Linked DNA regions of Homo sapiens: region 2 is linked to region 1. The links are chromatin loops, found by intact Hi-C in ENCODE. Cell type or tissue: adrenal gland. All regions are shown on one strand.

Region 1 (8,000 bases):
GGACATAAGACCTAGAGGGTGGCCAGGTGTGGTGGCACACACCTGTAATCTCAGCACTTTGGGAGGCCAAGGTGGGAGGATCACTTGAGGTCAGGAGTTCGAGACTAGCCTGGCCAACATGGTGAAACCCCATCTCTACTAAAAATACAAAAATTAGCTGGGCATGGCGGCAGGCACCTGTAATCCCAGCTACTTGGGAGGCTGAAGCAAGAGAATCGCTTGAACCCGGGAGGTGGAGGTTGCAGTGAGCGGAGATCGTGCCACTGCATTCCATGCAGCCTGGGTGACAGAGCGAGACTCCATCTCAAAAAATAAAATAAAATAAAAATAAACCCTAGAGGGTAACATCACTAGGTACCTCCAGTTCCTTGGAGGTTTTACTCCAAGATCAATGAGAAGAACATTAGGAAATTCACCCTGAGTGTCTGCCCTTCCTTCTGTCTTTAAATAGGGAAAGAGCAGGTTGGGAATGGTCCTAACGGTTAGGAAGTGTTCAGCTGCAGACAGACACCTCACCATGAGTGCCTTCAGCCATGGGGTTGGATTTTCCTGAATAATAAGTCTGAAGTGGGCCATCCAAGGCTTTCTGCACCTCAAGAATGCCAGAGCTCGGGATTGACGTTACTGCCATTCTGGTGGCTTCAACTCAGACTCAGCTCCAGCCACGACTGTCAGCCTCTTAAATGCAGTGGGGAGAGGAGAGAAAGGACATTTCCCAGAATTTCTCAGAGCAGCTGGCATTGACTCCCATTGGCCAGAACTGGGTCATATGGGTTCCCACAGCCAGCGAATGGGTAAAAATTCTTTGCCAAGGCCAATGTCAAAAAGGGTATTTCCTGGGTTTTCTTCCAGGATTTTTATAGTTTGAGGTCTTACATTTAAATATTTCATCCACCTTGCGTTGGTTTATATGGTGAAATGTAGGGGTCCAGTTTTGCTCTTCTGCACATGGCAGCCAGCAATCCCAGCGCCATTTGTTGAATAGAGACTCCTTTCCCCAACAATGGGATTTTACAAGCAAGCAGAGTGGGGTGGCCGGGGGTGCCCACAACAATCTTCTTCCCTGGGATGCACTTATGGGGAAGGGGGAATATTAGAGACACCGAGGATCCCCATCCTCAACTTCCCCAGGAGCTGAAGGTCATCAAGGCCTCAGGTGGTACCTAGCAGATGCCGACTGTGTGCCTAGCCTCATGCCTGACACAGAGACGTACAGGAGACATGGGCTGGTTCCTAAAACAATGGAGTCAGGTGATAGAAACAGGACACACACGTGCACACACACACGCACACAACTATATAAAGAGTGGGATCCTCAGTCGCTGCAGGCTGGCCTGATATAGTGGGTCCCAATGCCCTGGGCCTTGAAGAGTGGGAGGGTAGGGGGAGAAAGGAGAGGCAAGGGCATTCCAGGAAAGGGGCCCAGCCTGAGCAAAGGCAGACAGGAGCGTGTGATCTCAACCAAGAGCCTCTTTCCATATTGAAAAAACTTCTGTTAAATGGCAAGGTCTACACTGAATGCCAAGTATGCAGAGAGAAGAATCTCAGTCCTTTTCCTCAATGAGCTCATGGTCTTTCAGGCATCCATTCACTTCTACCCCCTGCCCACCCCATGCAAAACAATCGATGAATATCATTTGCTATAACCCAAGCACGGTGCTAAGCACTTCGCAGACATAATCTCAGTTGATCAGCACAATAAACCTACCAGTAGGAACCATTAAGACCCTCAGTTTACAGAGGAGGAAAAAAATGGGCACAAAGAGGTTAAATAGCTAGAGAGGCAGGAAGAGGGTAAGAGGGCATCAGTGGGGTAAAAGAATACTGTGTTCCCTGTAAATGTATATAATTACGATTTGTCCATCAAAAATAATATTAATACAAAGCAAACAAAAATACTATGTGCCAATCTTAGTTCAGCCACAAACATCCTGTGTGAACCTGGGCAAGTCCTCTCCCACCCTGGGCCTCAGCTTACCCACCTGTAAAAGGGATGCAAAGTCTCAGAGCTGCAAGGCTCTGAGGTATGAGGGTCTGCAGATGCTGCCGTGCATTAGAAATACCTGAGGACCTGCTAAAAGTCTTGATGTCCTGGTCCGATCACAGGCCAATTAAATCAGAATGTCGATGGGTGGAAGGCAAGCACAGCTTTGCTTTGTTTTGTTTGAGACAATGTCTTACTCTGTGGCCCGGGCTGGAGTGCAGCAGCGCAATCACGGTTCACTGCAGCCTCGACCTCCTGGATTCAAGTGATCCTCCCACCTCAGAGTAGCTGGGACTACAGGTGCTGCCACCACACCCAGCCATTTTTTTTTAATGGTCTCCAGGTGATTCCAAAAGTGAAACAAAGTTTGGGAACCACTGGTCTGAGGATTCCCACTTTCTGGCCTCTTGTGATACCACGGGGATAGCCTGAGACAGGATGAGGGTATTGAGCCAAAAAATAAATTAAATTAAATATCCAGAATAGGCAAATCCATGGAGAGAGGAAGCAGATGAGCAGTTGCCAGGGACTGGGAGGAGAGGAGAATGGGGTACAGGGTTTCCTTTTGGGGGAAATGAAAATGTTGGGAAACTAGATAGTGGTGATAGTTGCACAACACTGAATGTGCTGAACTGTATGCTTTAAGAAGGTGAAAATGGGGCCGGGCACGGTGGCTCACACCTGTAATCCCAGCACTTTGGGAGGCCAAGGCAGGCGGATCACTTGAGGTCAGGAGTTCGAGACCAACCTGGCCAACATGGCAAAACCTCATCTCTACCAAAAAATACAAAAATTAGCCAGGCATGGTGGTGGGCACCTGTAGTCTCAGCTACTCTGGAAGCTGAGGCAGGAGAATCAGTTGAACCCGGGAGGCAGAGGCTGCAGTGAGCTGAGATCCACCACTGCTGTCCAGCCTGGGCAACAGAGCAAGACCCTGTCTCAGACAAACGAGATGGTGAAAATCGGAATCTCTATGCTATGTGTCTTTTACCACAACATTTTAAAAAACAAAGCAAGCAGGGAGGGAGGGAGGGATGGAAAAGAAAAATAGAAATTACAGTAAAAATAGGGCATGACTTACAGGAGGTCAGAACTTTAAGGTCAAACAGGGGGACACCCAGGATAAGAGCTTAGCCTCTGGAGGCCGACCCAGGTTCAAATCCCCACTCTACAACTTGCTAACTGGGTGTTGTGTGATCGTGAGCAAGTGACCTCCCCTCTCTGATCCTCTATTGGTGCGTCTGTAAAACGGAGGTAAGCAAAGCACCGACCTCAGCGAGTGGCCGCGAGGCTGGAATAGCAAACGCCGGGCATACACGGCGTGATGAGTGAAGGCCGCTGTGACTCTGGGCCCGCGGGAAATCATCTCGGGAGTTTTGTGGGGACCAAGCACAAGGGAGGAGAGGCGCCCCAGCGCGAGGCTGTCCCCACCCCAACCCCGCGGCCCGGGGGCCCCGACTCAGCGCGGTCCTGGCCTCACCTGGTGCTGCTGACCGCCCACGCCCGCCGCCCGCCTTTCATCTCCCCTGCCCGTGGCTCCGGGCACTGCTTTCCCAATTGCCCGGACCACGCCAGCGCCCGGGCTCTCGGCTTCGCGCGGGGCTGGGCGGGCGGAGCGCGGCAGCCTCCAGGTAGGGCCGCCGCCAGGTGAAGCCGCGCCGCTTCGCCTCTTCCCGGTCTGTGGCGACACCTGCTGGCCGTCCGTGGAAGGACACACCCTCCGCTCCCACCACCTGCTTCCATTCAGCCCATTCATCACTCAGCCCCTCACTATGCGCCCTGCAGGTATCGCGCCAGGTGTCCGGGACTTTCAGGCAGAGAAATTAAGCAAAGAAAAAAATGCAGGTTGCATCATTTCTTTTTCAGACACAGAATAATTTTAGTTGGGGAGATCCCAGCCAACTTAAAAGAAGCTAAGAAACTCTCCATGGGATGGGAGTGGAACTAATCCAAGCATCAGAAACAGCCTGTGCAAAGGCCTGGAGATAGGAAGGAGCCCCGCTCTTTGGAGGAAGTGAAATTGACCAGGAAACTTGAGCAGAGTGGGATATGGTATGAAGTTTGCAGAGACCAGGTGAGACCTTCCTTCCACGCTGTCACTGTTACGTTGGAACAGGCCTGGAACGAAAGGGATCTGCCCTATTTTATAGACTGTGGTGGTGATCTAGAGGGATTCTCTCCAGACACATCTGCTGTGGGTTTCTGAGAATCATTTATTCATTCAACAAACTTTTCCTGAGCAGCTTTTATGTGCCAAGGGCTGTGCTAAGTATAAAATGCACAATGGCAATGAGACATATTCCTTGAGGTGCTCCTAATCTTGTGAGAATATCTAACCAGACCAGGAAGACTGGAGAAGTCTTCCTTTCTCAGGAGCTCTTTCAATCCTCCACATCCCAGCCCCCCAAGACAAACACAAAGGAATGAATCCATAATGGTGGACATTTGAGATAAGTGGAGGGTAGTAGAGGAGATATTTGAGCTTTTGAAAGCATGCTAGAGGAATGAATCCCTATCCCCACTGAGCTCCAGTTTTGTACAGGGAAAAAATTAAGTCACAGAGGGATTGAGTCAGGAAACCAAGCTAGACCGCTACAGAGATGTCAGGATCTTCAGGGCAAGTTAAGCTCAGAGGACTTGTCTTGGTAATAGGGGTTCACCCAAGTTCTAGGACAGAACTTTTGCAAGAGGATTCTCAAAACACACCCACCCAAGGCAGGCTGATGGAGCTCACATGACCCACCACCATCTTCTACATCATCTGCCTCAGCTGGAACTTGCCCGGAACCAGCTCCCAAGTCACTGATTGATGAAACCAAAGAAGGTTTACTAAGCACAGACCCTGTTCCAGTATTGCAGTCTCGGGCTGGAATACGCTTACAAAGATAAAGGCCACCCGTGAACAGCAAAGGGCAGGTTGATGTTTAAACAAATTATTTCAACCTGCTGTGATAAAATGAGGAAATGGAGGTGATTTGCAATTTTTAGGAGACACAGTAAGCTGTAGGATTCATCCTGAGCAGCTTTATGCATTAATCTGTGTTCGCACTGCTATAAAGAAATACCCAAGACTGGGTAATTTATAAAGGAAAGAGGTTTAATAGACTCACAGTTCCACCTGGCTGGGGAGGCCTCAGGAAACTTACAATCATGGTGGAAGGCGAAGGGGAAGCAGGCACCCTCTTCACAAGGCAGCAGAAGAACGTGAGTGCAAGAAGGAGGACGTGCCAGACTTTAAAACTATCAGCTCTCGTGAGAACTCACTCACTATCACGAGAACACCATGGGGGAACCACCCCCATGATCCAATCACTTCCCTCCCTCAACACGTGGGAATTACAGGTCCTTTCCTGTGTTTTAACTTCCCTCCAGGTGATTCTGATGCCCTCTGAAGATTGAGAACCTCTGATCAAGGAAGAAAAGTCCAGAGGAGCCTATAAATGTGTTTTTAACAAGCTACCCAGGCGATTTTGTATGACCCATGTGTCTGGAAACAGTACTTTAGTTGAAGCCACTGATTTTTCTTTTCACCTTTTACATTGCCTATTACATTGCCTATTTCTTCTTTATCTCAGAATGAATGTCTCATCTTCATTCTATAAGAATGTGGTTTTTTCTCATGAAGAGTCATGTTCCACACCAAAAAGCCAAGAGAACAGATGGTATCAACTAGAGAAATAGCAACCTAGGGCTCTCCTGATTTTAGCATTGAACGTCCCATGTCCCAGAAGAACCTTAACTTCTGAGCAAACTGGGACAGTTGATCACCCTACATGGATATTTATACATGGGCATTTACTGTGACCCAAAGAACAATCAACATAAAATGCTGAGAGTCTTGGATTATACATTCCACAACATTTTCATGCCAGTCCTAATTCTAATCCACATCTTGAAATCTTCACCATCGTTATCTTTATGACTTACTATTTCTGATCCACTTTAATTAACAAAGCTTACAGACAAAATGCTACACATTTCATTCTTCTGGCCATTTGACTTATGAATATCATTAAAACTTGACTGTGTAAATTGAAAATGAGCATTCTGTGATTTAGCAATTCCACTCTTAAGTTTCTAGGAGAAACTTCTAGAGAAGTTAGGTAGAAGAGACTTCTACCTTGCTACATTGATTGCAGTCCTCTTGGAATATAGAAGCAACACAAATGATCAACAGGAGAATGGATGACTATATTGTGTTGTTTTGAAACAGGAGAATGCTACATGGAACTGTAAAGTAAATGAACCAAAGCCACATATATCTACACGGATACCTCAGAAACATAGTCTTGTGTGCAGAAATCAAGTTGCAGGAAGCTATATCTACCTTATTCACATGAAGTATAAATGACTGCAACTGGTGTATAAATCTTACAGATGCAGAATATGTAATAAAAATACAAAAATAGGGCCAGGCATGGTGGCTCATGCCCGTAATACCAGCACTTTGGGAGGCCGAGGCGGGCGGATCACGAGGTCAGGAGATCGAGACCATCCTGGCTAACACGGTGAAACCCAATCTCTACTAAAAATATAAAAAATTAGCTGGGCATGGTGGTGGGCACCTGTAGTCCCAGCTACTCGGGAGGCTGAGGCAGGAGAATGGCGTGAACCCAGGAGGCGGGGCTTGCAGTGAGCCAAGATTGCACCACTGCACTCCAGCCTGGGCGATAGAGCAAGACTCCATCTCAAAAAATATATATATAAAAATAGATATGCAAATAATACACACAGTACAATGGCTACCTCCAGAGACAGGGAGGAATGGATGAAGAGAATAAGACCTGAAAGTGAATTTTAAGTGGATCTTTTTAACTTATCTCTTAAGCTGAGACACATGAATAATCATTGTGTTATTCTCTGAACTTTTGGTATGTCTCAACTATTTCATCGTAAATATTTTGCATATTTGTTCTTTGTGCAGGGATCCCTGCTGTTTTTAATATACAAAAGCCCCATGACTTGCTCATACTTTAAAACTCCTAGTCTATCTAAGCTAAAATTGAGTTTCTTGTGCTACACTAAGTTTGTATGTTAAGGAAACAGTCAGTATGTTTCTTGTTCATCACTGAATTCCCCATGCCTAGCAAAGACGTATTTGCAAATGAATAAAATATTGACTAAAACATCTTCATTTTATAGATGAAGAAACTGAGACTCAGAAGTGATATGGTTTGCCCCAAACCAGATACTGACATAGAGGGAGAGCCAGGGACTAGAACCCAAATATCGTGAATCTTCCAGGCCACTGCTTATTCCAATGCACCAGTGGTTCTTGAAGGTTCATCCCCCAATCTGCTTGTTTCTGGCAAGCCCAACAGTATACCTTCACAGTTTTGCCTCAGGGCAATGCCAGTTCTCCTATTTTCTGCCAGAATATAGTTCACAGAGGTATTGAACTCTTGGCTCACTGCACTGAAAATATTACACTGATTGGCTCTGCTGAGCACCAATGGAGTAGCCAGGTACTTAGATGCCCTGGTAATATATGCAGATGAGAGGGTGGAAAATAAATCCCACAGAAATTCAGGAGCACACCTCCTCAGTGAAGTGCCGGGGGCTCAATGCTATGAAGAATGTCAAAATTTCTCCTCCAAGGTGAAAGACAAGTTGCTGCATTTCACACCACCAAAAACCAAAAAGGAGACATGATGATTGGTAAGCCTTTCTAGATCCTAGAGGCAACATGTAATGCATCTGAGTGTGCAGTTTTGACCTATTGAGAGAGTTACCCATAAGGCTGCTAGTTTTGAATAGAGACAGAAAAGGCTCTGCAATAAGTTTAGGCTGCAGTACAAGCTGACCTATAACTTGGGCCTGTAATCCAGCCAACACAGTGACACAGTAGTGGTTCTAATGGATTGAAGATGAGCCTATAACCTGGACATTTCAGACTCCTTATGCCACTGAACCAACAGGAAAAAAGTGGGAGGAGTTAATTTATTGGCTGGAGTGATTGATGCTGATTACCAAGGGGAAATTGCATTGTGATATGGCTTGGCTCTGTGTCCCCACC
Region 2 (8,000 bases), 1.9 Mb before region 1:
TAATCCCAGCTACTCGGGAGGCTAAGGCAGGAGAATTGCTTGAACCTGGGAGGTGGAGGTTGCAGTGAGCCGAGATCGCACCACTGTACTCTAGCCTGAGCGAAAGAGCGAAACTCCGTCTCAAAATAAATAAATAAATAAATAAAGTAGTATTGGATTATAACCCAAAGTATAAAATAAATATTCATAAGTCCAGTGACATAAATAAGTAATAGAAAATAAAATGGAGGATAGATAAATTGAGAATTTCAAATCATTTATGATAATACTTGTCCCTCAAGGCTGGGCATGGTGGCTCACAGCTTGTAATCCTAGCTCTCTGGGATGCCAAGGCGGGAGGATTGCTTGGGCCCAGGAGACCAGCCGGGGCAACATGGCAAGATCCCATCTCTACAAAAAATGGAAAATTAGCCAAGTGTGGCGGTGTGCACCTGTAGTCCCAGCTACTTGTGGGGCTGAGGTGGGAGGATTGCTTGAGCCCAGGAGGTTGAGGCTGCAGTGAGCGATGGTCTCACCCCTATACTCCAGCCTGGGCAATAGAGTGAGACCCTCTCTCAAAAAAAAAAAAAAAAAAAGAAGAAGAAGGAACATCACTTCCCAGCCTTATGTGTGGGCTGTGCATCATGACTTCCAGAGACTACACTACAGAAAAGGAGGGAGAAGAGTAGCTTTATGGTGGAGAAATCTGAGAAACATGACCTTAGCCAGGTGGTCAAGGTCAAGATCAACAGTGATAAGTCATGTTGATGTATGTATGCTTGATAGGAAATGACCATTCACCTCTGTGGTCATCCCCCCGGGGAACCATAACCAAAGTCTAATTATGAGAAAACATCAGACCAACCCCTGCTGAAGGACATCCTTCAAAATCCCTGGGCAGTGCCCCTCAAAACTGTCAAGGCCATTGAAAACAAGAGAAGTCTGAGAAACTGTCACAGCCAAGTAGAGCCTAAGGAATAAACCGAATATGGGATGCTGGGACAGAAAGAGGACATTAGATACAAACAAACAAATATCTGAATAGAGCATAGACCTGAATGAATAGTCATGTATCAGTATTGGTTCATTAATTGGGACAAACATTCCAGAGCAATGCTGACAATAAGGAAATCTGGGTACAGGGAATTCGGGAACTCTGTAAGGTTTTCACAACTCTTCTGTGAACTTAAACTGTTCCAAAATAGTTTATTAAATATTTCTTTTGTTGTTGTTGCCCAGGCTGGAGTGCAGTGATGTGACCTCAGCTCACTGCAGCCTCCACCTCCTGGGTTCAAGCGATTCTCCTGCCCCAGCTTCCCGAGTAGCTGGGATTACAGGTGCGCGCCACCACACACAGGTAATTTTTGCATTTTTAGTAGAGGTGGGGTTTCACCATATTGGCCAGGCTGGTCTTGAACTCCTGACCTCAAGTGATCTGCCCACCTTGGTCTCCCAAATGGTGGGATTACAAATGTAAGCCACCACACCTGGTCTATTAGATATCTCTAAAAAGACATTGTGAAAATGAAAAAAGAAGGGTTCAGTAATTCTGTATTTATAGATGTGTATTAATAGCCAAAGTATATTCCAAGTCATCAAGAAAGCACACGGCTGCACCTTGCTTTTTTGGCAACAATTCTGCAGGCTCACATGGTGCTGTATCCTTTACAGTGCACCAGATTGAGAGGCTTGTGACATCAATTTGCCTCAAAACTGATGATGGTGACTTTATTTTTTATTTTATTTTTCTGAGACATAGTCTCGCTCTGTCGCCAGGCTGGAGTACAGTGGCGCAATCTCACTGCAACCTCCACCTCCCAGGTTCAAGCGATTCTCCTGCCTCAGCCTCCTGAGTAGCTGGGACTACAGGCATGCGCCACCACGCCCAGCTAATTTTTGTATTTTTAGTAGAGATGAGGTTTCACCATATTGGCCACGATGGTCTCGATCTCTCGACCTCATGATCCATCCACCTTGGCCTCCCAAAGTGCTAGGATTACAGGCGTGAGCAACCGCGCCCGGCCTGATGATGGTAACTTTGATGGCTTGGTTAAGGGGGTGCCTGCCAGGTTCCTCTTTTGTAAAATTTTTCTTTTTGTCATTAACAAGTAATCTATGGGTTTTTAAAAATGTTGTTAGTATGTAGAAAGGCTCAGAGTTGGTACATTTTAGTTAATTTTTTTTTTTTGGCATACGTAGGTCCTGGGGCAACCTTCTTCTCATCTGCTGACATACAGGGAAACTGAGGCCCAGAAAGGAGGAAGCACTTGCCCAAGATCACATTGTAGAGACCAAGGCCAGGTTCAAGTTTGGCTCCCTTTGCTCCTCCCTGCGTGTGACCACCCCTAGGGGGCAGGAAGTGGACCCAGTGGAGGGGGGTGCTAGAGATGGTTGCCCTGGGGTGTCACCATCTGCTATGTTGAGTGTCACCAATGTAGCCCAGCATTTCACAACCCACCCCAAAAGCCCCTCTGAAGGGCAGCCTCCTATTCCCAGGCAACTGCAGAGGAGCCTCAAGGGAGAATCCAAGTGGCCAGGATGATTGGAAACAGGAGACCAGGTGTGCACTAGCTTCAGCCACATCTGCATGGAGACCAGGCAGTTCACCTGTGGCAGGTGGCAGCTGAGCCTTGGCCCTGGTGGGCCCTGCTGGGGGCCCAACATTAGAGATGTGGGGGCCCCTCCTTCTCTTGGCAGTGAAACAGAAATATTCACCTGGAAGGAGCAGAAACAACAAATCATTCACCAAACAGACTACGGCTGGGAAAAAGCTAAATTCACTCTGAGAAGACAAGCCAACGAGGGTCCTATCCCAGGCTCTGGAGGCTGCAAATTCCAGTGCCGCTTTAATTGGGGCTGGCTATGATGCTCAGTGGGGACCCAGGCAGTGTGCTGGGGATGGGATGGAATTAAAATCAGAATCATTGTCTTTCCTTTTTAAATTTTGCAGTGGTGCTGTGGGCTGATACCTCCTTCACACATACAGAGAATCATCAAGGTCTGGCTTAAAAAGAGAGTTCAGTTGAAGGAATGGTTTGCCAGAAAAAAAATAAATGAAAGAGAGCTCTTTTTTTTTTTTTTTTGAGTCAGGGTCTAATTCTCTCACCCAGGCTGGAGTGCAGTGGCACAATCACGGCTCACTGTAGCCTCGACTTCCTGGGCTCAGGTGATTCTCCCACCTCAGCATCCCAAGTAGCGGGGACCACAGGTGCACTCCACCACACTCAGCTGATTTTTAAAACAAGTTTTGTAGAGATGGGGTTTCTACAGGTTGCCCTGGCTGGTCTCAAACTCCTGGGCTCAAATGATCCACCCAACTCGGCTTCCCAAAGTTCTGGCATTAGAGATGTCAGCCACGACACCAGCCCCATCACTAAATTTGATTATGGTTCAACTAGACAGGGAGCTCTCTTCAGGGAGGCAGACATGATCATTCATTCACTCACTTATTATTCACATAGTTCCTGAGCACCTGCTCCGTGCCAGACCCTGTTCCAGGAACTGAGAATATAGCAGTGGTCAGGACAGACATGTTCCTTGTCCTTAGGAGGCTTATAGTCTAGTCAGAAAGACTGACATTAAAAGGCACACTCAAGCTGGGCATGGTGGCTCACTCCTGTAATCCCAGCACTTTGGGAGGCTGAGGCAGGCAGATCACCTGAGGCCAGGAGTTTGAGACCAACCTGGCCAACACGGCGAAATCCTGTCTCTACTAAAAATACAAAAATTAGCCAGATGTGTTGGCACATGGCTGTAGATACCTGGGAGGCTGAGGCATGAGAATGGCTTGAACCTGGGAGGTGGAGGTTGATGTGAGCCGAGATCGCATCACTGCACTCCAGCCTGGGTGACAAGAATAAAACTCGGTCTCAAAAAAAAAAAAAAAGGCATACTCCTATAATTCATCATTATCATCATTGTTGCCATCACAATGACTGATATACTCATTATGGGACAAGTTCTTCACCTTCATAGGCACCATCTTGGAGGAGAAGGGGCTATGCTTCTCCAAGGTCGTGTCCAAGTCTAGTTTCTGCTTTGAAATGAGTGGAAAGTCCTCCTCTTCAACCACGGGCTGTGCCTGCCTGCTACCCCTCTTGGCTTTTTTCTTGAAGTAAGCAGCGTCACCATCTCTCCAGTTGTCCTCTTCCATTCTACTGCTGAGGGGAGCCCTGGAAAGTCACAGCCATGAAGTAACTCATCCTTGATGATGACATGGAGCCCTGGAGAGAGCAGAAACATAGGAGGTAGAGAGACCCGAGTCCAAATCCCATCTCTGACACTTCATGCTGTGTGACCCTGGGTAAGTCAGTCACCCTCTCTGAACCTCATTCCTCATTTGCAAAGCAGGACCAGTAATGCCTTCTTCCAGGGTCGTGGTGAGGATTAGAGAGAATATATTTATGCTGCTTAGCACAATGCCAATGGCAGTAATAACAAAATTGTATTTTGTTGTGCCAGGTACTGGTTAAAACAGACTAGCTCATTTCAACCTCACAGCAACCCAGTAATGTAGGTAGAATTATGACAGATGAAGAAATTCAAGCACAGAGAGGTGAAGTGACTTACCTGGGCTCACTCAGCCAGGAAGCAGTGAACAGAGATTCAGAATCTGCATTGTATCCACTATGCCATGCATTGAATAGCTGGAGTCTATGCCTCTTCTGGCGTTACATTTTTGCCTCCTAGTATTCTTTGTAATTGCCAGTCCACACTTCTCATCTCCTTTCCTCTTTTTCTTATTAGGCGAGAGGCATCTTAACTCAGCTATCTTTGTGAGGGTATTAGAAAAACTGCCTACAATTCTATATAGCTACCAGCAGGGGACGCCAAAGGATCGTGGATAAGCCCGTGCGGAGCCTTAGAAGCAAGGCGAAAAATCCTTAGGAGGCTGAATTAGGAGAGCTGGGACTTTGACAACAGCGAGAGACATGTGCCCAAGCTGGCCTGGTACACAATGGATGGAGCTTATTCCTGATTTTGCCCCTGTGGGGAAACAGAATTCGGCCTTTTTACTGGAAGAACCCTGCTCAACAGAGCGCCCAGCTGTAGTTGGTCAATAAATATTTCTGCATAAATAAATATATAGATTTGAACCAGGAGGAAGTTAAGGCAGAGGCGCCTCAATACAGACAGCAAGAAGGAGCTGTCTGGCTGGGCAGGGAAACTGAGCTCATGAGGGTCCCATGCAAGGAAGAGGCCACTGAGGTTTTGCAGCTACTTCTATGAAGGTGGGGCCAGGATAAGGAAATGCCAAGAGGTCATAGGGCACCAGGAACCTGCAACAGTGGGAGTCACGGTAGGCTGAGAAATGGCCCCTTGCAAAATATGCACTCCCTCAAAAAAAGGGGGAAGGTCTTTGCAGATGTGATGAAGTTAAGGCTCTTGGGATGAGAGATTATCCCTAAATGCCATCACATGTACCCTTACAGGGGGAGGCAGAGGGAGATTTGACACACGAAGGAGATGGAGCCAGGTGTGGTTGCTCATGCTTGTAATCCCAGCACTTTGGGAGGCCAAGGTGGGCAGATAGCTTGAGGTCAGGAGTTCGAGGCCAGCCTGGCCAACATGGTAAAACCCAGTCTCTACAAACAATACAAAAATTAGCCAGGTGTGGTGAAACACACCTGTAGTCCCAGCTACTTGGGAGGCTGAGGTGGGAGGATTACTAGAACCTGGGATGTGGAGGATGCAGTGAGCTGAGATTGTACCATTGCACTCCAGCCTGGGCAACAGAGTGACACCCTGTCTCAAAAAAAAAAAAAAAAAAAAAAGAAAAAAAGAGGAAAGCACTGTGGAGATGGAATGCAGAGAAACTTAAGGGTGTCAGCCTTGAAGACTGGTGTAATGCGGCCACAAGCCAAGGAAAGTTGGCAGCCCCCTGAAATTGGAAGGGAGAATGGGGTGGGTTCTCCCCTAGAGCCGTCAAAGGGGCCCTGCTGATAACCTCAACTTTAACGCAGCCATACTGATTTCAGGCTTCTAGCCTCCATGGCTGTGAGAAAATAAATTTGCATTGTTTTCAATATGTGTGGTCATTTGTTACAGCAGCCACAGGAAAGGAACCCAGATGCAGGGAGAGGGAGTGAGGTTACTGGGCTACTTAGAGAGGACCTGCAGACAGAGAGACGCAGCCACCAGCAGAGCCCTGGCTGGGCCTGGGGGGACTCTAACTGCCTCTTCTTACCCCTCCTGCTGCAATCACCTGTTGGCGCCTCCCATGGGCTGACCCCAGCCAGAAGGTGAAGGACAGGTAAGGGAGCCATGGGTGATGCAGTCCATCGGGCCAGCCTCCAGGGCACAGAACTGGTGGTTGAGGGGGACACATGGCTCATAACCAGTGCACCTGCTCTGTGCCCAGCATGCATGTGTGTACCCAGCCAAGATCTCCATTCCCCAGGACAGCTCCAGATTTGGGTGGATTTTCCTGTCTTCAACAACAGCAACTTATGTACATTGCAATGTGCCTTAGCTTTGGTGCTTTGGAAACACTTTCTTGAAAACACCTTGACTGATTAGGAAAAAAAGAGTTATCCGTTTGATTGCAAATGGCTTAATTTTGAGCTTGGGAAAATGGGGTGACTGGATAAATGTGAGTCAGGAGTCCTACCCTCAAAGAACCTCAAACCTAACTGTATTTCATATATTCCCAAGAAGGGGACACCCAACAGTAACAGGCAGTACTTGAACTGGTGGGATTCAGGCTGAGTGGATGTAATCCGGAAGAGCCCCCAAATCCCAGGTTCATGGAGTGGATGAAAGCATGCATTTTGGAGTCATCTGCCTGGGTTTGTAATCCCAGCTCTGCCTCTTAAGAGCTGTGTCACCTTGGGCAAGACACTTAACCTCTCTGTGCCTCATTTTTCTTACCTGCAAAATGGGGATAGCGATGATAGTGGTTCCCACATAGGTGTGCTGTGATGATTAAACGTGTTAATAAGCAGACAGCGCATCACACAGTGCCTGGCTGTGGTGAGCACTCCTAAGCACTTGTTCTTATCCTCACTTAAATAAATAAGCAACTTTGGGAGGCTAAGGTAGTGGGGATCGCCTGAGCCCAGAAGTTCGAGATCAGCCTGGGCAACATGGCAAAACCCTGTCTCTACTAAAAATACAAAAAAATTAGCTGGCATTGTGGTGTGTGTCTGTAGCCCCAGCTACCTTGGAGGCTGAGGCAAGAGGACCCCTTGAGCCCAGGAGGTTGAGGCTGCAGTGAGCTGTGATCACACCACTGCCCTCCAGCCTGAGTCATGAGAGTGAGACCCTATCTCAAAAAAAAAAAAAAAAAAAAAAAAAATCAGCAACAGCTGCTAATTGCTTAGGGCTTGCTATGCACTATGAATTATTGTAATGAAATCCCTACCACCAGCCTCCAAGGTGGGTTCTACTCTTCCTCCTATTTTCCATGCTGAGGAGGCTGAGGTCAGGGACTTGTCCTATGTCACACAGTGAGAGGCAGAGCTGGACTCAAGTCTCTCTGGCTGCAAAATTTGTCTTCTTAACTATTACTCCTCGTTGCCTCTAACATGGTGCAGAGATATTTCAGGAAACAGATGACTTAAGGAAGAGTGTCACAGAGACTTCCCAGCACAGGGCTGTGCCTGAGGTCTTGCAGCTTCCCGGTCTAGAAAGATCCCTTCTTGCAAATCCTAGTACACTTTGAACTCAGTGGCACAAAGTGGCTTGGGTCATTGGAGGAACTGAGTGACCTGAATCCATCCTGGTTCCTGAACCACTGGAGGAACCACTGAAGCACCAACTGCCTGGCCATGCCCAGTAGAGCCCGAAAGAAATAGCACGTCCTGAGCTTATAAGATGGGGATGCTTAGTGCAGCATCTGAAAAATTAAAAGTCAGTGTAGTCAGAAAATGGTTCGCGAGGGCAATGCCCCTTGTATCAGCCTGGCTCTGGCCTCAATTCAAATTGAGGAAATTGAGGAGAGTTTGATGAAGGGGAAAGTTTACCAATATGTGTGCAGGGTGTGGGAGAGCACGGTGCTCAGGGCTACTCACAGCAAGGAG

What was found. A loop is a pair of places that touch in the nucleus more often than their neighbours do. Peaks named below come from ENCODE experiments on the same cell type or tissue, not always from the same donor. Only the 100,000 strongest peaks of a DNase experiment are listed, where the experiment ranks them.
Region 2: it touches region 1 in a loop (4-fold over the local background); 40 of 110 quality-filtered maps call a loop at or near these places.

What each region holds. Positions count from the first base shown.
Region 1 is chr12:115,913,695-115,921,694 of GRCh38, forward strand. No RefSeq gene overlaps it. Among named protein-coding and RNA genes, the nearest start is that of LINC02463, 31 kb to the left of the region's middle. In adrenal gland, CTCF peaks have their summits at 3,679 (motif pointing left) and 3,888; DNase peaks (open chromatin) are centred at 3,256 and 3,687; H3K4me3 peaks cover 501 bases; H3K27ac peaks cover 336 bases; H3K27me3 peaks cover 547 bases.
Region 2 is chr12:113,975,901-113,983,900 of GRCh38, forward strand. No RefSeq gene overlaps it. Among named protein-coding and RNA genes, the nearest start is that of RBM19, 14 kb to the left of the region's middle. In adrenal gland, a CTCF peak has its summit at 4,794 (motif pointing right); no DNase peak of the experiment used is centred here; H3K27me3 peaks cover 2,297 bases.